2 separate regions of the Homo sapiens genome follow, and region 2 is linked to region 1. The links are chromatin loops, found by intact Hi-C in ENCODE. Cell type or tissue: heart right ventricle. All regions are shown on one strand. Each heading gives the region's core, and the rest is flanking DNA. Links, peaks and the distances in the headings are about the cores only.

The links. Hi-C counts contacts between places; a loop is a spot of excess contacts. Peaks named below come from ENCODE experiments on the same cell type or tissue, not always from the same donor. Only the 100,000 strongest peaks of a DNase experiment are listed, where the experiment ranks them.
Region 2: it touches region 1 in a loop (4-fold over the local background); 2 of 110 quality-filtered maps call a loop at or near these places.

Annotation. Positions count from the first base shown.
Region 1 is chr17:19,490,061-19,500,786 of GRCh38, reverse strand. It overlaps the pseudogene RPL17P43. Among named protein-coding and RNA genes, the nearest start is that of TRW-CCA2-1, 13 kb to the left of the region's middle. RefSeq lists an enhancer at 7,642-8,159. In heart right ventricle, for the core only: no CTCF peak of the experiment used is centred there; no DNase peak of the experiment used is centred there.
Region 2 is chr17:19,548,635-19,559,360 of GRCh38, reverse strand. It overlaps SLC47A1 (solute carrier family 47 member 1), which reads right to left. Exons shown (of 17, transcript NM_018242.3): 5 at 9,684-9,726; 6 at 7,893-7,937; 7 at 4,052-4,149; 8 at 3,671-3,768; 9 at 3,452-3,565; 10 at 3,299-3,366. SNORA59B (small nucleolar RNA, H/ACA box 59B) reads right to left here and starts at 1,801; the gene lies at 1,650-1,801. RefSeq lists enhancers at 6,033-6,533, 6,534-7,034. In heart right ventricle, for the core only: no CTCF peak of the experiment used is centred there; no DNase peak of the experiment used is centred there; H3K27ac peaks cover 1,056 bases; H3K27me3 peaks cover 399 bases.

The DNA of each region.
Region 1 (10,726 bases), core at 1,464-9,463:
TGGGAGTCAGTGTGGGCTTCATGCAGATCCCCAGGCAGAGGGAGCCTCCACCAGGCTGCAGCCTCCTGACAAAAAAAGGCCAGTCTGCGGTGGCTCACACCTGTAATTCCAGCACTTTGGGAGGCTGAGGCAGGCGGATCACGAGGTCAACAGATTGAGACCATCCTGGCCAACATGGTGAAACCCCGTCTCTACTAAAAATAGAAAAATTAGCTGGGCATGGTGGCATGCGCCTGTAGTCCCAGCTACACAGAAGGCTGAGGCAGGAGAATTGCTTGAACCTGGGAGGTGGAGGTTGCAGTGAGCCGAGATCATGCCACTGCACTCCAGCCTTGGGACAGAGTGAGACTCTGCCTCAAAACAAAACAAAACAAAACAAAACCCCAGTCTGAATGCCATGTTATGGAGATGGAGGAAGATCAAAGTGGAGTCTAGCTGCTACTTGGGGGTAAAAATGCAGATTCGGGGAGTTTGTGAACGTTGGGCATTTAGATTTTCATGATGATTTTGTTTGATGCCAGGTTTTCATTCATTTCATATGATGTGCCTCAAGGCCCTCAAATAGGAAAGAAACCCTCTCTTAAAATGGGAAAATCCAAAAAGATTACAGGTGGAAACAATTGCCTTGTTTTTTCTCTCTGCCTGTCCCCCTTTTAAGGCTTCTGTGACCTATTAGGCTTTGGTTTTTCCGAAGATGTGGTTCAGTTCAAACCCATGTAAATGTGGCTAAACAGTCAGGGCCTAAAGTCTTTCAATGGTCTGTCTGATTAGAAGAGTGCCATGTATGTTCAATGGTCTGAAGACACTAGAGTGATTTGGATGCCCGTTGCATTGGAGAAATGGAATGTTGGAAGTGGAAAGTGCTATGTCTCTTGGGGTAACAGCTTGTGAGTGCAACTAGCAAGGGATGAGGATCCTATCCAGCCAGTCCCTATTTGACAATAAATATGACTTTTTCCATTTATCTTTGCCCCCATGACAATTTTGGCTGACCTTGTCTTTGGAGATGTTTTTCAGCCTAGAGAGCTGGACTCGGTACTTTATTAAACCCAAAGGCCATGCTTCCTCAATGCTCACAAAATGCAGCTGATGATGAGTGTGGCTTATTAGTGAGGGCTATGTGCAGAGAGAGAGGCCCAGTGGCAGACAGAGCTCTGTAATTCTGTCAACATTAATGAATATGAGGCTGTCTTTTTTGGACCACCACAGCTGTCTTCCAACCTGATATATGATATTAATTGTAAAAGAGGGCTTTGTCCTAATTGGGATTTTTGTTGTTTGTTTTGTTTTGTTTTTTGAGATAGAGTCTCGCTCTGTCACCCAAGCTGGAGTGCAGTGGTGTGATCTCGGCTCACTGCAACCTCCATTCTCGTGCCTCAGCCTTCCCAGTTGCTGGAATTACAGGCATGCACCACCACGCCCAGCTAATTTTTGTATTTTTAGTAGAGACGGGGTTTTGCCATGTTGGCCAGGCTGGTCTTGAACTCCTGACCTCAAGTGATCCACCTGCCTTGGCCTCCCAAAGTGTTGGGATTACAGGTGTGAGCCACCGCAACTGACCTGTTCTAATTGTTAATCAGAATTTACTTTTATGGGTTTAAAATGTCTTCATGGGCCTGGTGGGGTGGCTCACACCTGTAATGTCAGCACTTTGGGAGGCCAAGGCAGGTGGATCACTTGAGGTCAGGAGTTTGAGACCAGCCTGGCCAACATGGTGAGACCCTGTCTCTACTAAAAATACAAAAATTGGCTTGGCACAGTGGCATGTGCCTGTAATCCCAGCTACTCGAGAGGCTGAGGGAGGAGAATAGCTTGAACCCAGGAGATGGAGGTTGCAGTGAGCAGAAATTGTGCCACTGCACTCCAGTCTGGGCAAAAGAATGAGACTCCATCTCTAAATAAATAAATAAATAAATAAATAAATAAAATTGTAAAAATGTCTTCAGCAATACAAATAAGGAAGATCTAAGGTATGGAGATCCATTCTACCAAGAAAGAGGTAACAACTATGCCAAAGGGCCAGATGTCAGGACAGGGCCTCAAGTCCTTGCTACCTACTAGCTGTGTGATTTTGGATGGGTCACCCAACTTTTCTTTGCCAGTTTCCTCAACTCTAAAATGTGTGGAGTATAACCTATCTCAAAGGGTTATTGTAAGGATTAAGGGAAGTAATGTATGGAAATGGATTCCAGAGAGAGCAATTTTTGGATTCCTGATATTTAGTGTGCCTAGTGTATCTAGGCTTTCACAGATATCTTGGTTTGTTTTCTGTTGCTATAACAGAATACCTGGGGAGGCTGGGTAATTTATAAAGAATAAGCTTATTTAGCTCACGGTTTTGGGAGCTGAGAAGTCCAACAGCATGGTGTCGGCATCTGGTGAAGGCCTTCTTGCTATGTCATAACATCGCAGAGGGCGTCACATGGCGAGAGGGCAAAAATGTGCATGTTATCTCAGGTCTTTCTTCCTCTTGTTATAAAGCCACCAGTCCCATAATAGGACTCTGCCGTGATGACGTTATCTAATCCTAATTACCTCCTAAAGGCTTCACCTCCAATAAACATATGAATTTGGGGATTTAGTTTCCAACACATGAAATTTGGAGGACACATTCAAACAATAGCAACAGATATGTCAGAATTTAGGACTTCATGGGGTACAGAGCTGACAAGTGCTATAGGACTGAGATGTATAATTTAACCTACTTCTAGCTTCTCTGCAAGCATGAGTGACAACTAAGTTTGCTGTTAATATTTACAGTGGAGTCACATAAACCCAAAGACACCATGGTGTGAGTGGGCCCCTTTTTCTAATTACTTTGTTGTAATGTTGGTTTTCTTTTTCCCTTTCTCATTTCTCCTCTCAAATTTACTCTTTCTCTGATTAGGCCATATGGAGTCCAATCTAATCACTCTGATTGCATGCTCAGAATCCAGATTGTGTGAACTTCTTGTGATGCTTTATGAATGTGTAAATTGGCCACAGAATTGGTGTGAATCTGATGTGAATCACTACAGAATGATTCACAAACCAATTCTGAGTGGTCTGGAAATGCAAATCTTTGTTACTTTATCTAATATTTTTTCCTGAGGACCTGTTATTTTCCTAGCACTGTATTATACATGCATTATTTTAATCTTTGCTACAAATCTATTTTTGAATTCTCATTGCACAACTTTACCTTGTTTAATGGCCTTTATTAATTTTCCTCCATTCTTTTTGTTTTCCTTTTAATTGCACTTATTTTAATGCTGAATTTACTCCCGTGCCATAAGTTTTTGTTTCTTCAGTTTCTTCTGGGATATCTTTTTCTTCTGGGCAACCTCCTCTTCTGGTTTAGGAACAATCTGTTCCTTTTCAGTAAGGATCATCTCAGTGTGGCAGAGAGAGCTCACGTATGGGTTAATCCGACCATAAGCCCTGTAGGTCCAGTGGCATATCTTCGGTGCTTTGTTCACTTGGATATGCTCAATGACCAGAGAATCTACATCTAAACCCTTAAGTTCACCATTACTCTCTGCATTTTTTAGCATGTGCAGCAAAAATTTAGCACTCTTTTTGGGCCACCGACCTTGTGTCCAACCCCACTGTTTGCCAACTTCATTACTGTAACATTAGAATGGTACGCACTGTTTCTGTAAAGTGACATCTTTCAGAGACTTCGTGGCTTTTCGTATATGCACACTCTTGATGGCCTGGGCAGTTTCACAAGTGTTTTTTGAGTGGAACACGAGGAACTCTTGGATCACAACTATGAATCGCATACCTTAAAGTGAACACGAATATTGGAACCTCTTGATTTGCGTGATTTTGTGGGGTTCTCGAGGTCAAGTGAATAGTGAACCTTTTTCACAGATTACCTTGGGCCGCTGAGGGAAAGAGGCTCCATTCTTTTTTGTGTGGAATATCTTCCTTTAAAAAGCCTTTTGCTGTCCACTCCCTGCCCACAAGAGATTTTCTGCTTTTGGCTTCAATTCACATTTTGATAATATTGTAAGGACTCTTGCATCTTTATAGAGATTTTTTTTTTTTTCCGAGACGGAGTCTCACTGTGTTGCCAAGGCTGGAGTGCAATGGCACGATCTTGGCTCACTGCAACCTCCGCCTCACAGGTTCAAGCAATTCTCCTGCCTTAGCCTTCCGAATAGCTGGGATTACAGGCACCTGCCACCATGCCCGGCTAATTTTTATATTTTTAGTAGAGATGGGGTTTCACCATGTTAGCCAGGCTGGTCTAGAACTCCTGACCTCAGGTGATCCGCCTGCCTTGGCCTCCCAAAGTGCTGGGATTACAGGCATAAGACTCCTTGCCGGCCTGGAGATTTTTTTTTTTAAACATGTTTAATCTACTGTTCAGTCCATTGACATCTTCCTTTTCTGAAGAAAAGTGTTCCTTTTTTTTCCTTTTGTAGAGATGGGGTTTTGCCATGTTGCTCAAGCTAGTCTTGAACTGCTGGGCTCAAGCAATCCACCCACCTCCGCCTCCTAAAGTGCTGGGATTACAAGTCTGAGCCACCGTGTCCTGCTGAAAATGTTCCTAAGAATAAAATCGTATTGATTACAGGTTCCCCCAAACACTTCAATAAATTCTGGGCCAGGACTTAGGCCCCCATATCCCACAGAACCATTAACCAATCCTGGGGTTCTTTAAAGGAAAGAGAGGTACAATCCACACCTTTTTTTGTGGGGAAAGGTGGCTCCTCTAAGCCCTGTTTTGAGGTTCTGATGTTTCTTGTCATCATGAGCAAAAAGGCAGCCTCTCTGCACCTGTACAAACTATTTTTAGATGCTCCTATTCTAAAACCTAGTTCTTCATTCTCTGTGGTTTTGGTTCTTCTCTGCAGGGAATGACCTTCATTTATTTCTGTTCCTATGCTCCCAATTCAGTTTATTTGATGAATGTTTCCAAAGGTTCAATGGGTTTCAGTCTAAATTTGTCCCGGAGGCTCTAGAGATGTCCAGCTGGACAGTGGGCCCCACTGAGGACATCTGTCCCTGAGCTGGAGGCACGGCTTCCCATGGAGGCACCGCTACGCGGCATCCACACTTCCCACAGCACATCGGCTTCCCGAGGCCGCCACCCAACCCTGGTTACCTAGACCCAAACAGACCTGGGCGCGAGGCAGGGAGGCCGCAGGAGAGTTAGAAGGGCGAGAAGCCTGGAATGCAGTCAGAGGCTGGGCCTGGGAGACCTAGGCAGGGGTGCAGCCCCAGCCCTGGGCTGACATGCAGACAAGGCCTGGGACTTAGGGGACCCAAGACAGGTGAGCGTGGCCTCCTCACCGGAGTCAGGGTTCCGGGTTACCTAGAGGGGAGGCCGGGCAGGAGCAGCAGGAGCAGCAGGAGCAGCAGGAGCAGCAGCAGGAGCAGCAGGAGCAGCAGCAGGAGCAGCAGAGACTCTCTCTGCCCAGACTCTGGCCAGGGTGGGGGCCCTGGAACTCTGGCTTTATCCCTGGCCGGCGCCTCCCGGCCAATCCCAGCTGAGGCTGCCTGTGTGTCACAATGGGGCGCCTGTGGCGTCACGCTGGCCCGCCCCACCCCGTGTGCTCGTCTGGAACCGCCCGTCCTACTTGCTGCCCCATCGCGAGAGTCCTTCCTCTCCAGTTCGGTCCACCACCTGCCCCCATGCTCGATCCTCTGTGGAACCAGGAGCTGTCCCACACCTTATAGAGGCATACCTGGGATGACGGACAATGACTTGCCCGGGATCACTTTGCCAATTGGAAAGGAGGAAAAGTCCCACACCCGTGGCGCTGTCTCCGGAGGGTGCTGCGTCCAAGAGGCCCACCCGCAGGGATGAGCCTGAGTGCGCGAATCCAAGCACGAGAAGGGAGCTGGGAATCTCCCGGTGGCTGGGGACCCCTGCTCCTTCTAGAGCCTCTGCCTCTAGGTCTTTAATAAAGTATATACAATGTGAGTATCAAATGCCTTTAAAAGCAGATTTTCTTAAAAAAAAAAGTAGCTATATGTTATCATGAGATGTGATTCATATACCATACAAAAATAGCTAACGTTATATTGAGATAGAACTCACATGCCATAAAATTCAGTGGCTTTTAATATAGTCACAGTTATGCAGCCATCACCAAAATCAATTGCAGAATATTTTTATCATCCCAAAAAGAAATCTTAACCGTCACCTCCCAATTCCCATGAATTAGTCAGAATTATCCAGATAAAGGAAACCAATAACACATATATGCATTTGAATTGGCTCTTGCAAGTCCTAAGATCTCCAGGGTCAGTCAGCAAGCTGGAGACCAGGAAGAACTGATGGTTTTGTTCTAGTCTAAGTCCAAAGGCCTGAAAGCTAGGAGAGCCACTGGTGTAATTTCCATCTGAAGGCCAGTGGGCTCAAGACCCAGGAAGAAGCAATGTTACTCAAGGGAGGGTGGGGTTTTTTGTTCTAATCAGGCCCACCCACATTTGCAGTTGGCTTTACTCAGTCTACTGATTTAAATGCTAATCTCATCCAAAAACACCCTCACAGACACACCTGGAATAATGTTTGACCAAATATCTGGGCTCTCTGTTCCCCAGTCAGGGTGACAAATAAAATTAACCAACGCATCTGCCAGTTTCTACAGCCAAAGGCAACCACTAGTCTACTTTCTATCTTTATGGAATTGCCTGTTTTGAGTATTCCATGTAAATAGAATCATACAGTACATGGCCTCTCGGCTCACTGCAACCTTCGCCTCCCAGGTTCAAGCGATTCTGCCTCAGCCTTCCAAGTAGCTGGGATTACAGGCATGTGCCACCACGCCCAGCTAATTTTGTATTTTTAGTAGAGACAGGGTTTCACCATGTTGGTCAGGCTGGTCACAAACTCCTGACCTCAGGTGATCCACCGCCTCAGCCTCCCAAAGTGCTGGGATTACAGGTGTGAGCCACCACGCCTGGCCACATTTTATTTTCCATTCATCAGTTGGTGAATATTTGGGTTCTACTTTTTGGCTTTTTTTTTTTTTTTGAAAGAGTCTCGCTCTGTCACCCAGGCTACAGTGCAGTGGCACGATCTCAGCTCACTGCAACCTCTGCCTCCTGGTTCAAGCAATTCTGGTGCCTTAGCCTCCCGAGTAGCTGGGAGGCGCCCACCACCATGCCTGGCTAATTTTTGTATTTTTAGTGGAGACAGAGTTTCGCCAGGTTGGCCAGGCTGGTTTCAAACTCCTGACCTCAAGTGATCCCCCACCTCGGCCTCCCAAAGTGCTGGGATTACAGGCGTGAGCCACCGCGCCTGACCTTTGCTTTGTTTTTTTTTTTTTTTTTTTTTTTTTTTTGAGACTGAGTCTTGCTCTTTTGCCAGGCTGGAGTGCAGTGGCACGATCTCCACTCACTGCAAGCTCTGCCTCCCGGGTTCAAGTAATTCTCCTGCGTCAGCCTCCCGAGTAGCTGGGACTACTGGCGTGCACTACTACACCCAGCTAATTTTTGTGTTTTTAGTAGAGATGCGGTTTCACCACATTAGCCAGGATGGTCTCGATCTCCTGACCTCGTGATCTGCCCACTTCGGCCTCCCAAAGTGCTGGGATTACAGGCGTGAGCCACTGCGCCCAGCTATGCAGGAGCTTTTCGAAGTCTTTATTTCTCCATGTTTCTCTTTCCCCAGCCTCTTCCCTCCTAGGTGCTCTGGTGTGTCTGCTTCTGGCCCCATCTGTTTTCCCTTGCTCCAGGTGGCTACAGCTGGCATATGCCTTTAAATCCTTTCGACAAACACTGCTGGGAAGGTGGTTCCAATGCTGAAAGTTCTGAGGGCGATGAAACAAAGGCAAGCCTCTGAGTCAGTCCCTCTGGTTGCTGCCAGACTGGTCGAAAAATACAACCACAGCTTTTTGAGAACAAGGACCTTATTGGCCTCTCTGGCACAAGCAAGCTGCCCAAGGAATGTGGGCCACCATCTCCATAGCTGCTTTCTGAACTGGGGATTGAGAGGTGATTGGGGGTTACATTGAAATGCCACAATATCTCTTACCAAAATTTAGCTGCTTCTTTCTTCATTAACCAGACCCTCAGTGGTTGTTTTTTATTATCCCAAAATTCAGGAAAAGTAAATTCTGACATTTTTTTTGCCAGTTTAATTGTTGCTTTAGTGGAGGGATGGGTTTTGGAGTTCTCTAGTCCACCATTTTCAGTGACATCATTTCTTTAACATTCTTAAAAGCCCTCCTAGTCACACCCATACATCATTTTGAGGTATCAGTGAAGGGTCTTATAGCTTATAATGGACCGAAATTTATTAGCTCACCGTTCTGGAGGGCTCCAGGTTCTGGCAAGGGCCTACTTGCTGTGTCGTCCCATAGTGGAAGGGCAAAGAAAGAGTGAGAAACAGAGAGAGAGTGAGTGCAAGAGGGAGCTGAACTGGTCCTTTTATAAGGAACCCGCTCCCACAGTAATGAATCTTTTCCTCTAAGAATGGCATTAATCCATTCATGAGGGCGGAGCCCCCGTGACCCAAACACCTCCCATTAGGCCCTGCCTCCCAACATTGCTGCATTGGGGATCAGGTTTCTAACACATGAACTTTGAGTGTTGGACACATTCAAACCATACCATCAGGTTTTAAACTATCATTTTATAGACCTAATATATTTTCTTGAGTGCTATGTTCACTGACAATCAGAATTCTTCCCTACTTGTCTCTTTTTTCATTGAGGGTGGGAGGACTAAGTAATAAAAACACCTCCCTTCCTCTATTCAAGTCCCTATTTCCTGCCACTATTTCTGATACTATTCTGGTTTTCCAACAGTGGATCCTGCGGGTGGAAGGATAATGTTTTTCTTATAAGGACACCAGTTATATTGGGTTAAGGCCCACCGATATAATGGCCCTTGTTCCAAATACAGTCACATTCTGAGGTGCTGGGGATTAGGACGTCAATATATGAATTGAGAGGCGGGGGACACAATTCAGCCCGTAACATACAGGAAGAGGGTTTTGTGCTGCTGGATACCACTGTTGAGGCTGGAACGCAGATCCATCTACTGTAACTCATGTGCTTCTTTACTTTTTCATTGCCTTTTCAGCATCTGAAATTCTACTTTGAATCATTCATTCCTTTTTGTTTGGTTCTTATCTCTTGTATAAAGGGATCCCCTATGAGCTGAGCACTCTTCTGTAAGAGTTAGCTTAAACTGGCCAGGTGTGGTGGCTCACGCCTGTAATCCCAGCACTTTGGGAGGCTGAGGCAGGTGGATCACCTGAGGTCAGGAGTTCAAGACCAGCCTCAACATGGAGAAACCCCGTCTCTACTAAAAATACAAAATTAGCCAGGCGTGGTGGTACGTGCCTGTAATCCCAGCTACTCAGGAGGCTGAGGCAGGAGAATCGCTTGAACCTGGGAGGTGGAGGTTGTGGTGAGCCGAGATTGCACCATTGCACTCCAGCCTGGGCAACAAGAGAGAAACTCTGTCTCAAAAAAAAAAAAAAAGAGTATAGCTTAAACAACAAAAATATTCTGCCCACATGGATAATTACTAAGTGTGACCTCAGCCACTGTGGGGATAACAGGAAACTCACTTTACACCATGTCCTAGCATCGGCCTGTGACGTAAGCCTAATTATGGCTGGGTCCTCAAGGACACTGCCTCGACAGAACACGCTAACGTGAAATTTGCATGCTGAAACCTTTACATATTCAAACCTTCCAACTAGCTCTGTGTTTCCATTCTTCGATATGAGAAGAAAACCAAGGACTATGACACATCCCAAGGAAGTGTCCATAAAAGAAGGAGATCAGCAACCTTTGCTGGGTCTCAGAAAGGTAACCCACGCCAAACTCTGTGAGGAAGATGGAGTGGCAGAGAAGGTTGCACATGTGTGGCGGGGAGTGGGATGGAGGAAAGAGCAAAATACAGCATCCTATTTTGAAATATGGAGCTATGAGACCGGGCGCAGTGGCTCACGCCTGTAATCCTAGCACTTTGGGAGGCCAAGACGGGCGGATCACGAGGTCAGGAGATCGAGACCATCCTGGCCAACATGGTGAAACCCCGTCTCTACTAAAAATACAAAAAATTAGCTGGGTGTGGTGGCGGGCGCCTGTAGTCCCATCTACTCCTGCCTGTAATCCCTGATACTTGGGGGGCTGAGGCAGGAGAATGGCATCAACCCGGGAGGCGGAGCTTGCAGTGAGCCGAGATCGCACTACTGCACTCTAGCCTGGGCGACAGAGCAAGACTCTGTCTCAAAAAAAAAAAGAAAGAAAGAAATATGGAGCTATGTACCAAAAGAATCTGCAAGGAAGGCCGGGTGTGGTGGCTCACACCCGTAATCCTAGCACTTTGGGAAGCCGAGGCGGGTGGATCACGAGATCAGGAGTTTGAGACCAGCCTGACCAACATGGTGTAGTGGTGCAATATTGGCTCACTGCAGCTTCCACCTCCTGAGTTCAAGCAATTCTCCTGCCTCAGCCCCCCAAGTATCAGGGACTACAGGCAGGCATCACCACCCCCAGCTAATTTTTGTATTTTTAGTAGAGACGGGGTTTCACCATGTTTGTCAGGCTGTTCTCTAACTCCTGACTTTAGGTGATCCACCCACCTTGGCCTTCCAAAGTGCTGGGATTACAGGCATGAGCCACCACGCCCGGCCGACATTTTTTTCTTTATAAATTATCCAGTCTCAGGTGTTCATTTATAGCAACACAGGCCAAGACAGCCCCTATTCAGAAATGTTTCCCATTGTTCTTCCCCAGCTTCATTTGAATCTCAGGGGAGTGGAAGT
Region 2 (10,726 bases), core at 1,344-9,343, 59 kb before region 1:
AAAGACCATCAAGGGATCCAGCTTAGAAGACAGGAGTGGCACTAAAGGAACTGCAGGGAAACAACCCTGTATTGTGGTTAGGGATCAGGATTCTGAAGCCAGATTGCTTGGGCTCAAATCCCAGCACAGCCACTTTATCAGCTGCATCACCCTGAGCAAGTTACTTACCCTCTCAAAACCTCCAGAGTTTTATCTGTAAAAGGAGTTGAATCATAGAACCTATCTCATTGGGCTATTGTGGGAACTTAATGAGTCCATACATGCTAACTGCTTAGAAGAAGCATGTAGGAATTGCTCAATAAAGATTTACCATTACTATTATTTATAAAGTTACCACTTGAAAAATTAATATTAATAAGGAAAAAGGAGTCATCACTTGTTGAAACATGAACATTGCCTTAGGATCAGGATGACTATGGACCAGCTTAAAGAAAATCTGATACACAGATTGAGAAATAAAAAAGTAATAGAAGACTGAGTCTCTGCCTATAAATTCACAAGTAGGGACAAACAGAGATCGCCTGACAAATTATTTATTCATTACAAAGGGAAAGGTAGTAACTTGACAGGAGAAACCTGGCAGGTACCACCTTAACCAAGCAATCAAAGTTAATACTGGCAGGGTGCAATGGCTGTGCCTGTAATCCCAGCACTTTGGAAGGCCAAGGTGGAATGATTGCTTGAGCCCAGGAGTTTGAGACCAGCCTGGGCAACATAACAAGACCAAATTTTTTTTAAAAATTAGCTGGGAGTGGTGGTGCATGCCTGTAGTCCCAGCTACTCAGGAGGCTGAGGTGGGAGGATTGCTTGAGTCCAGGAGGTCAAGACTGTAGTAAGCCAAGATCAGGCCGCTGTCACCAGAACAAGACACTGTCTTAAAAAAAAAAAAATAAGTAAAATAAAAACAACCACCAACAAGTAAAAAGTAGTATCACCAACACTGAGACAGATCAACATCATGTGCCTCCTGATATGGTGCACTAAGAAGGACACAGCATCACTTCTCTAGCTTTCCTGCCCAAAACGGACAATCTAAATTTATTTATAAGGAAACATCAGCTGCACCACACTGAGTGAACTTCTACAGATAACGGCCTATGTTCTTCAAAAATGCCAAGGTCAAGAAAGACGAAGGAACAATGAAGATCTGTTCCAGATTAAAGGACACTAAAGAGATATGACGCTAGGGGAAAATTAGTGATAAGGGACATTACCAGAACAATTGGTATTGTTTTGAATTGACTGTATTGATATAGTATTTGAACATGGACTGTGTAGATAGACCAGACAGAATAAATGTGACAAAACTGGTGAACCTGAGGAAAGGGCATACATCTTTCTTTTGATTAAGAAATACAAGTGTAAATTCTTACAAGCCTATTGGAAAGCATATGGAAATATATTCAAAAGACATAAAATCGTACCTTTGTTTCACTTTTATGAATCTTTTTTTTTTTTTTTTTGGAGGGAAAGTATAACTTTTATTTACAAATAATTATTGAGCATGCTAGATGCTACTAGAACAAAAGTTACAGTTTCCACTGTTAAGGAGAAACAATGGAGAAACCAGCGTGAGCTCCAGTGCTTTCTTCGATTTGGTGCACTGAAGAATCCCATTTTGGGAGCAGAAAAACCCTGTGTGTTGTGTTAGCTGTTCCTTATCACCAACGAGAGTAAGTATTGTTACCCTCACTACATCTACGGGTAACTGAGGCACAAACGTTGTGAGGCAGTTAATGTTCCCAGGGTCACCCATGGGCCAGCTGGGAGGGCAGCATCGCCCCGTGAACATACCCTGGGCCCACTTTTATGAATCTTAAAGAAATAATCAGACAAGTATATGAAGATATTTTTTCCTAGGATGTTCCTTGAAGAGTTGTTAATATTGAAACATTGGAAATAAACTATTCAACCATAGGAAATTGATTTTAAAAGTATATCACATATAGTGGAATCCTATATACCATTAAGCATTTTGACTTAGATATAGTTAATGAATTTACTCAAATATAAAATGTAAATAAAATATTAAAAGTGAAGTAAAAAATCCATGTTAAAAAACTCTGCCAAGGATAGAAAAACAAAAACAAAAAACATAGGTCTGCAAGAGAATAATTCTTAAACAAAACAGAAAATGTGTACTCTATGTTTTAAAACATAACCAATATCAGAGGGAAAAAATCTAAGTGTTAATACTGCAAAAAATGCCAAGCATATCTGCTGGCTTGAGTTTCTCCCCACATTATAAACTCCCTTTGTTTTTAATTTTACATTTCTAAAATGGTACTTGCTTCCTTCAGAATCTCCAGTTGATGTTTTCAGGAAAATAAAGCCAAAGAAAAGCCTCCTAATGACTAGTGTTCTCTATGATCAAAATTTCCTCCCTTTTAAGGCTGAATAATACTCCACTGTATGCATAGAACCCATTTCATTTACCCGCAGACACATAGGTTGCTTCCACCTTTTGTCTACTGTCAATAATGCTCCTGTGAACACAGTTAACAAGTCAGGCGCGGTGGCTCACGCCTGTAATCCCAACACTTTGAGAGGCCAAGGCGGGTAGATCGCCTGAGGTCAGGAGTTCAAGACCAGCTGACCAACATGGTGAAACCCTGTCTCTACTGAAAATACAAAATTAGCTGGGCGTGGTGGCAGGCACCTGTAATCTCAGCTACTTGGGAGGCTGAGGCAGAAGAAATGCTTGAACCCGGGAGGCGGAGGTTGCAGTGAGCCGAGATCACACCATTGCACTCCAGCCAGGGCAACAAGAGTGGGACTCCATCTCAAAAAAAAAAAAAAAATCCCTTTAAGACCCTGCTTTCAGTTGTTTTGGGGATCTACCTTGCAGTAGCCACACTGTGTTTTCAGAGGCTTCAGAACCAGGCAGGAGCGGGCATAGTGACACAGGCAGCTTGATGTTTATGGTCATACACCCAGCCTCATCCCTCTGCTATGCCACCCACCTGGCCCCTCAAGGCATTTGTGTTGTGACAACTGAAAAAGATTCTAAAAGTATGGAAACAAAATCAAATCTTTCAAGGGAAGATTCAGCTGGGAGCTGCGTTAGGAGATGGAGAACCAGCAGATCATGTGCAGTTTCTCTCCAGCCCCCCTTCAGTTCCTAGGGAAGATCCAGCTGTAGCAGAGGTACCCTCCCAGGCTCAAGGATGGGATTTGACTTTTGTCCATCATTTCACAAATGATTCATGTACGAATGCCTGTGCTCATCCATAGACTCTTTCAGATACCAAGCAAGGAAAACGCCTGGCACCTCCCCATGATCGGCTCCCCTGCTTACCATGTACACAATGATGGCCAGTTCATACACGATGGACTGAGCGCCCAGCTCCACCATGCCGAGGATGCCTGGTGAAGAAAGACAGCTGTCGCCTTGCACCCAGACAGGGCCCCCAGGTTCCCACCAGTCCCCGTCATCCATCCTCATACAGACCACTGAGGAAGCTCCCGACCTCATAGGCCCACCACTCCATGCACAGCATGAGCATGCTGGGGATGGCCAGGCGGAGGAAGGAGGCCCAGTCCTGCAGGCACTCGAGGGACCAGCCTGTGGGGGGGACACACACATTTCCAGGAGATCTGGCCATCGGGCTGGAACTCAACCTGAGACAAAACCCACATCCCAGTTGGAAGACAAAAGGGCAGTCATTACCTCCCCATGTAGCTTGATGCAGTTTTTTCCCGAGGATGTAGAGAAAGAGGAGTAGAGCCAGGGTGTACTGGGAAATCAAGTTTGCCAGTGCAGAGCCTCTGGAAAGAACAGTCCCAATGAGAGGGAGGTACCTTCCTGCGCCTCTCCCTGCCCAACTCAGTGAGGAGGGGAGACTCATCCCTTCCCGTGCTGTCCTCAGCAGGCCAAGGTCTTCTTCCCAGAGCAGCCTCACCCTCCATCCCTGACAGTGCTTTCCACAGTGTGCAAGAAAGAGACCACGCATGGACACAAGAACCAGCTGAAGAGCCCACTCTTCTCCCTCCTGGAAAAACCACATGCAAGTCATCCCTTCTCCCTGTCCCAAGAGTATGTTGGACTCACATCACCCCAAGATGCAGTTGATGGAGAAACAGATAGTTGGCGAGGGCATTGACAAGGTTGGCTGCAACTCCAGTTACGATCTGGGGCAGTACAATTCCCTGGAAAAAGGACACCGCATGCCATCCTTGAGATCCACAGAATAGGACTGCCTTTCTGCTACCCAAGCACACACAGGCTCCAGCTGGCCTGCTCAGCGGGTATCACAGGCATAGCTGGGGGGCTTAACTGGGGAGGTCATGTCCTTGTTGCTCCTGCCTTTCCACTCTCCCACCCCTTTCTCTTCCTTCTCTCTTTGAGGTATAAAGTGCGGAGTTCTGGCCACAGAGAGACACAGGCAAGATATGTTCAGCAGCAGGGAAGGAAGAAGATAAATGGCTTATTTCCAACAGTGCAAGGACTGGCAGGGGCTAAATGGGTCAACAAGGCACCTTTGACACTGGACGATAGGAGAAAATGAGAATACTTTCTTCACCAAAATAGAAATTCAGAAAATTGACCTAAGATCTTGAAGAAACTAGAGTTTCTTTCTAGAATACGGAAGGGATTCCAACATATCTAACTTTCAAAAGTACAGGACTGGTGAAACATCCAGACTGTTTGGTGTCTCAAAGTAAGACAGGGGTGAAAGTAAAATTACATCAGACCAAGGAAGTAAAACTCTGTCCTGCCCCGCATCCGGATAGAATAGCAGACGCAGATAAAGTCAGTGCAAACGTAAAAGGAAACCTCCTTTCTCCCAAGGTCACGCTGTCCCCATAAAGTGTCATTACTCCCCTAGTGGAATGACGAGTGCTTTCTGACTCACTGAGAAACTTTGTTGTCTAAAATCAGACTGTTCAGAAACATTGCTGTTTGAAATCATTTCAGTAAAAAGAAAACACCCCACTCTCGCGTGGAGGCTCAAAATCATGTTAACACAAAAAAGTAGCCTCAATTTCCAACCCAGGCACAGAGCTTCGTGGGAGCTCCTGGATGTGGCATTTTACATCTGTCCACCCTCAACATCCTTCTTAGCCTTGAGTTTCCAAAGGAGGAGCACCAGGTCCACGTCACAGCCCAGGCCTGATGTTGGGCCCCTCACTCACAGATCTGCTCAGCGCCTATCAAACCATGATTTCGCTTAAATGTCACCTGAACCCCACCCTTCTTCAAACCTTTATAATAACTCTTCTTCCTTTGCTGAGGCATCCCACAGCCTCTCTAGTCTCTCTCACTGCGACAGGCCAATAAACACAACTGCAAACCCACTGGCCTACAGTCCTGTCTCTGGTGGTCTCAGGCTGATGGGGCCAGGACAATGGTCTTGGCCGACAACTTGTGTAGGCCACATATTTATGGGGAGGCCCTGGTTAGTTTGTAGCAAGGGAATTAGTGATCAGATTTACTTTTCAGGCAGATGGCAGTGGATGGAGACAGGTTAAGGTCCTCTGAAATGACACAGAGGACAAATGGCAAGAAATGAATTCAGGGCTGGGCACGGTGGGTCACGCCTGTAATCCCAGCACTTTGGGAGGCCAAGGCGAGTGGATCACCTGAGGTCAGGAGTTTGAGACTAGCCTGGCCAACATGGTAAAACCCCATCTCTACTAAAAATACAAAAACTAGCTGGGCGTGGTGGCACGCGCCTGTAGTCCCAGCTACTTGGGAGGCTGAGGCAGGAGAATCGCTTGAACCTCGGAGGTGGAGGTTGCAGTGAGCCGAGGTCACGTCACTGCACTCTAGCCTGGGCAACAGAGACTCCATCTCAAAAAAAAAAAAAAAAAAGGAAGAAAGAAATGAATTCAGGTGGTGGCATGGAGGATTGGGAGGAGGCAGAAGCTATAGGACCAGGTGACTGACCAGATGTGGGAGGGAAGGAAAGATGGAGTCGAGGATGTGACAGGGACAAAAAGGACAGGTTACTGGGAGCAAAAATGGCTGAGGCCACGGAATTCCACCCATTGCGATGGAATGGAAGGCAGAGGAGCAGGCTCGTGGGAGAACGAGAAGAGGTGGCCAAGCCTGCAACACGCATGCGTCTCCATGTCCAGTGGAGTCACCTTCTCCTCCAAAGCCCTCTTGACTCTCCTACTTGAAAGTCTCCCTTCCCCCGATACCATCTGGCTCTGTTCCCACCCTCCACCCTCTCCGAGGGCATTCACTTTCTCCAAACTCCCAGCTGCTTCTCTTTGGTTCTACACTCAGCTAATGGTTGCCCTGTCTTCCTAGGGAAGGGCCCCAGGACAGAAACTCCTTCCACCCTGGGGGCCCAACAACCCCTGCCATTTCTACAGAACCCACCCATCATCGTATCTCCCACTGCTCCCACAACGCAAACTCTTCATCACAGACCTTCACCATTATTTGTTTGGATCATGTCCATAACTCTCCCCTCTTCCTCTCCCAATTAGTTAATTTCCCAAAACTAAATGCCCCAGCAGAGAACACAAGGCCCTGCGCACGCTGACCCTGGGCCAGCCCGCCTCTCGATGCCATCATCTCACTGCATCCCCTCCCACCGCAGTGGCGTAAAGAGACTCTGCGGGCCCCAGCCCCTAGGAACAGGCTCTGCTGCACCTCTGTCTAGGATCCCCTGCCTTCCTTCCCAACCTTGGAAACTCCACGTGTCCTCTGTAACCAAGTTCAAAGCTCCCAACCCCTCTCAGCTCGTGGCTCCTACTTCCATGCCTTTCCCTGTGCCCCAGAGAACAGGAAAGAAGACTTTCACACTCATTGTCCTCAGCAGGTCACATCAGACCCTGAGGTTAGGGCCACCACAGTGGTTGGGGGACTGAGTCCAGGAGAAGGCCTTGCAGGGTGCTAAGGCATCCATGCTGCCTTAGCAAGGGTCTAGATCAAAAGGAGACAGCCCAAAGCCGGATGAAATGTGTGGGTTTCCTTCTCTCTAGTCTACACCTATTTCTGATATGTCATTCTATGCTAATCGGGATTCTAAATATTCTTGTTTTGTTGATAGAGTAATATCCTGGCCGGATGCAGTGGCTCACACCTGTAAGTCCAGCACTTTTGGAGACTGAGGCAGGAGGATTGCTTGAGGCCAGAAGTTTGAAACCAGCCTGGGCAACATAGCAAGACCCCATATCTACTTTAAAAATTTTGTTCTAATAGAGGAATATCTTAACTTTAAGAACACTGCATAGGTGGGAAACTTCCTTTCTTCCTCCTCCCCTCCTGGCCCTTCCTGTTGCACATGCCTGGAGAGCCCGCCAGTGTGGCCGGGATCCATTGCCGAGTACCCCTGTTTACCTGGACTTATCTGGAAGAATGTAGAGAGTCCCACATATGCTGATTTCATAAATCCACCCCTACCAAGCCATGGCCTTTGGCCCTGACTGTTTAATCACAGAGGAGGAGTTCTGGCTGACGTTAGGTGTCATTAGAGTTTGAGCTCTTACATCCTCAATGAGAAAAGTGGGGCCATTCCGACAGAACAGAGCAGACAGTTTGGTTCCCTCTCTGCCAGACGAGCTGCCCCCAGCCTGCGCTCTGTCTTAGGAGCAAATGGGCATGCACCCTTCTTTCCAGGACGCTGGTTAAAATGCAGAGCCAAGGAACACTGCGGCTCTGAGCCCACCCTGCCAATGACAATATTTCCAAGTGGGAATTGGATAAGAGTTTTCCAGAGCCAAATATAATATGTTCTTTCCTTGACATCACTTAACAAACCTCTTGACATCCAAGTTCTGTGTGCACAACACTGAAAAAATATCTTTCAGTGGCTCCCAGCAGTGAGCTCCCTCCACCCTGGGGTCCCTGGTCCTGGAGTATCTTCAGGGCCCCCATTCCCAGAAAGGTACAAACTCCCATTAGCCTCCCAAAGGAAGAGAACAGTCAGTATTACCTGGTTGAGCAAATATTTAACTTGTAACATATAAAGAAAGGTTGCCTACAAGAGAACAAGAGAGATGAATGTTAATGTTTCAGCCTTGCCACACAGAAGTGAGGTCACACGGCAGGGAGCTAGGAGCCACAGCCAAGGTTCGGCTGCCCTCTGCTCCCGCACGGAGCCACAGAGGCTGTCGTCTCAGGACAGGGCTGGGGCCAGGGTGTTATGGCCCAGGGGCTTCCCACATCTTCTTTATGGGTGCATATGCCCCAAGCATATTCCCTCCATCTGGCAAAAGGAGGTGGAGTTTCCCTGGGTGAATGGCCAGGACTCTTCTGGGGACACTGGCATGGAAAGGAGGCCCCAGGCACACTCCAGATGGGCACCTCCATATAGACTGGTCCTATGTGGTGGAATCATGAAAGACTGTCACATTTACAAGGTTTCAGGATAAGTAAGCGAGCACACTGCCAATTCTGAGGGCAAATGGTGTCCCTAGATCCGTATGTTGAAGCCCTAGTCCCCAGTGTGACTATTTGGAGGTCCTCAAGGGGAGATTAAATTAAAATGAGGTCATTAGGGTGGGGCCCTAATCCAATAGGACTCGTGTCCTCATAAGAAGACAGGGGATACCGGGGGATGAATGCACAGGGGACAACCTGCAGAGGGTGGCCGTCCACAGGCCAAGGAGAGAGGCCGCAGAGGACACCAACCCTGCTGCACCTTGACCTTGGACTTCCAGCTTCCTGAACTGTAAGAAAATAAACTTCTGTTGTTTAAGCTCCCTAGTGTGTGGTATTATATTACGGAAGCCCCTGCAGACTAATTCAGCTACAGCCTCCAGCTGAATAACAAACACTTAGCTCTCAGGCCAGGTGTGGTGGCTCACACATGCAACCCAACACTTCGGGAGGCCAAAGCAGATGGATTGCTTGAACGCAGGAGTTTGAGACCAGCCTGGGAAACATGGTAAAATGCTATCTCTACAAAAAATACAAAAATTAGCTGGGCGTGGTGGTGTGCACCTGTAGTATCGGCTAATCAGGAGGCTGAGGTGGGAGGATCACTTGAGCCAGGGAGGCAGAGGTTGCAATGAGTGAGGACTGTGCCACTGCACTTCAGCCTGGGTGACAGAGTGACACCCTATCTTAGAAAAAAAAAATTAGCAAGACCCTGTCTCTACAAAACTAAAAAATTAGCCAAGTGTGGTGGCATGTGCCTGTAGTTCCAGCAACTCAGGAGGCTGAGGCAGGATGATGGCTTGAGCCCAGGAGGTCAAGGCTGCAGTGAGCTATGACGATCCCACTGTACTTCAGCCTGGGTGATGGAATGAGACCCTGTCTCAAAAACACCAAACAAACAAACAAAAAAACCACTTAGCTCTCATTGTTCATTGGCCACACACTGCTGTGTCAAACATTAACCCATGCTTAAGGTTCTGTGTGGTCAAACGCAGCAGACCAAAAAAAAGTCTAAAGGTTCTAAGTGACACCCTCAGGGGTTCTGAGATGGGTGAGACTTTGCCCTTGTTTACAATAAAAGTTTGCACTCTTCTCCATGGATGATTCTGGAGGTCTCTCCAGCTCTACTCCAGACGTCCTGGAGTAGCCTCAATCTTGGTGTTCCTTGAGATGAACATCTGTTGTGTCCTTAACAGGCATAAATAAAAACAGGCTTCCTTGAAGGCACCAACACCACAGATAAGAATCATCTAAGACTGAGCCAATACACTGAGCTCACAGATATGGTGGCTACCTTTCACCCACGGACCCCAAGAAGGGAATCTCTTAGCCCTTGAGCACTTACAGGAAGAGCTGGAATGAAGATCGTGACATAGGTCTGGGTAAGCCTAAATAACGAAAAGAAAAAGAAAACAAAAACTGTGATGGAGGCCTCTGTTTCCAGGGAAAGTTAGGCAGAAGAAAATAACTAAAACTGCCTTTTCCATTCTTGGCTGTTTCCAGATTAATGGGCTTAAGTTGCTGGAGCAGGCCGGGCGCGGTGGCTCACGCCTGTAATCCCAGCCTGTAATCCCGAGGCAAGCAGTTCATGAGCTGAGGAGTTCGAGACCAGCCTGGCTAACATAGTAAAACCCCGTCTCTACTAAAAATACAAATATTAACCAAGTGTGGTGGCGGCCACCTGTAATCCCAGCCACTTGGGAGGCTGCGGCAGGAGAATCTTTTGAACCCAGGAGGCGGAGGTTACAGTGAGCTGAGATCACACCATTGCACTCCAGCCTGGGCAACAGGGCGAGACTCCATCTCAAAAAAAAAAACAAAACTGCGGAGCAAATGTGAAAATTTACATATAGAGCTTGTCATCTTATAACCCTGATAACCTTTCTTGATTATTTTATATCTTTATGTCTAGGACAGGGTTTTTCAACCTCAGCACTATGGCCAGGTAATTCTCCACCTGTTGTGTGGTGCTGTCCCGAGCACTGCAGGATGTTCCACAGCCTCCTGCCTTCTACCAGGAGCACCCTCCTACTGCCAGCTGTGATAACCAGAAATGTCTTCAGACATTGTCAAACGTCTCCTGGGTTCAGAGCCGCTGGTCTAGATAAGAGCTTTAAAAGCTCTTACCCAATTAAATCAGTGGGTCTCAAACTTGACAGCACAGTAGAATCACCTAGGGTGCTTTGAAAGATACCGATACCCAGGCCTCACCACAGACCAATTAAAAGAGAATCCTGGCCGGGCATGGTGGCTCATGCACTTTGGGAGGCCGAGGCGACAGATCCCGTGAGGTCAGGAGTTTGAGGCCAGCCTCGCCAACATGATTGAAACCCCGTCTCTACTAAAAGTACAAAAATTAGCCAGGCGTGGTAGTAGGTGCCTGTAATC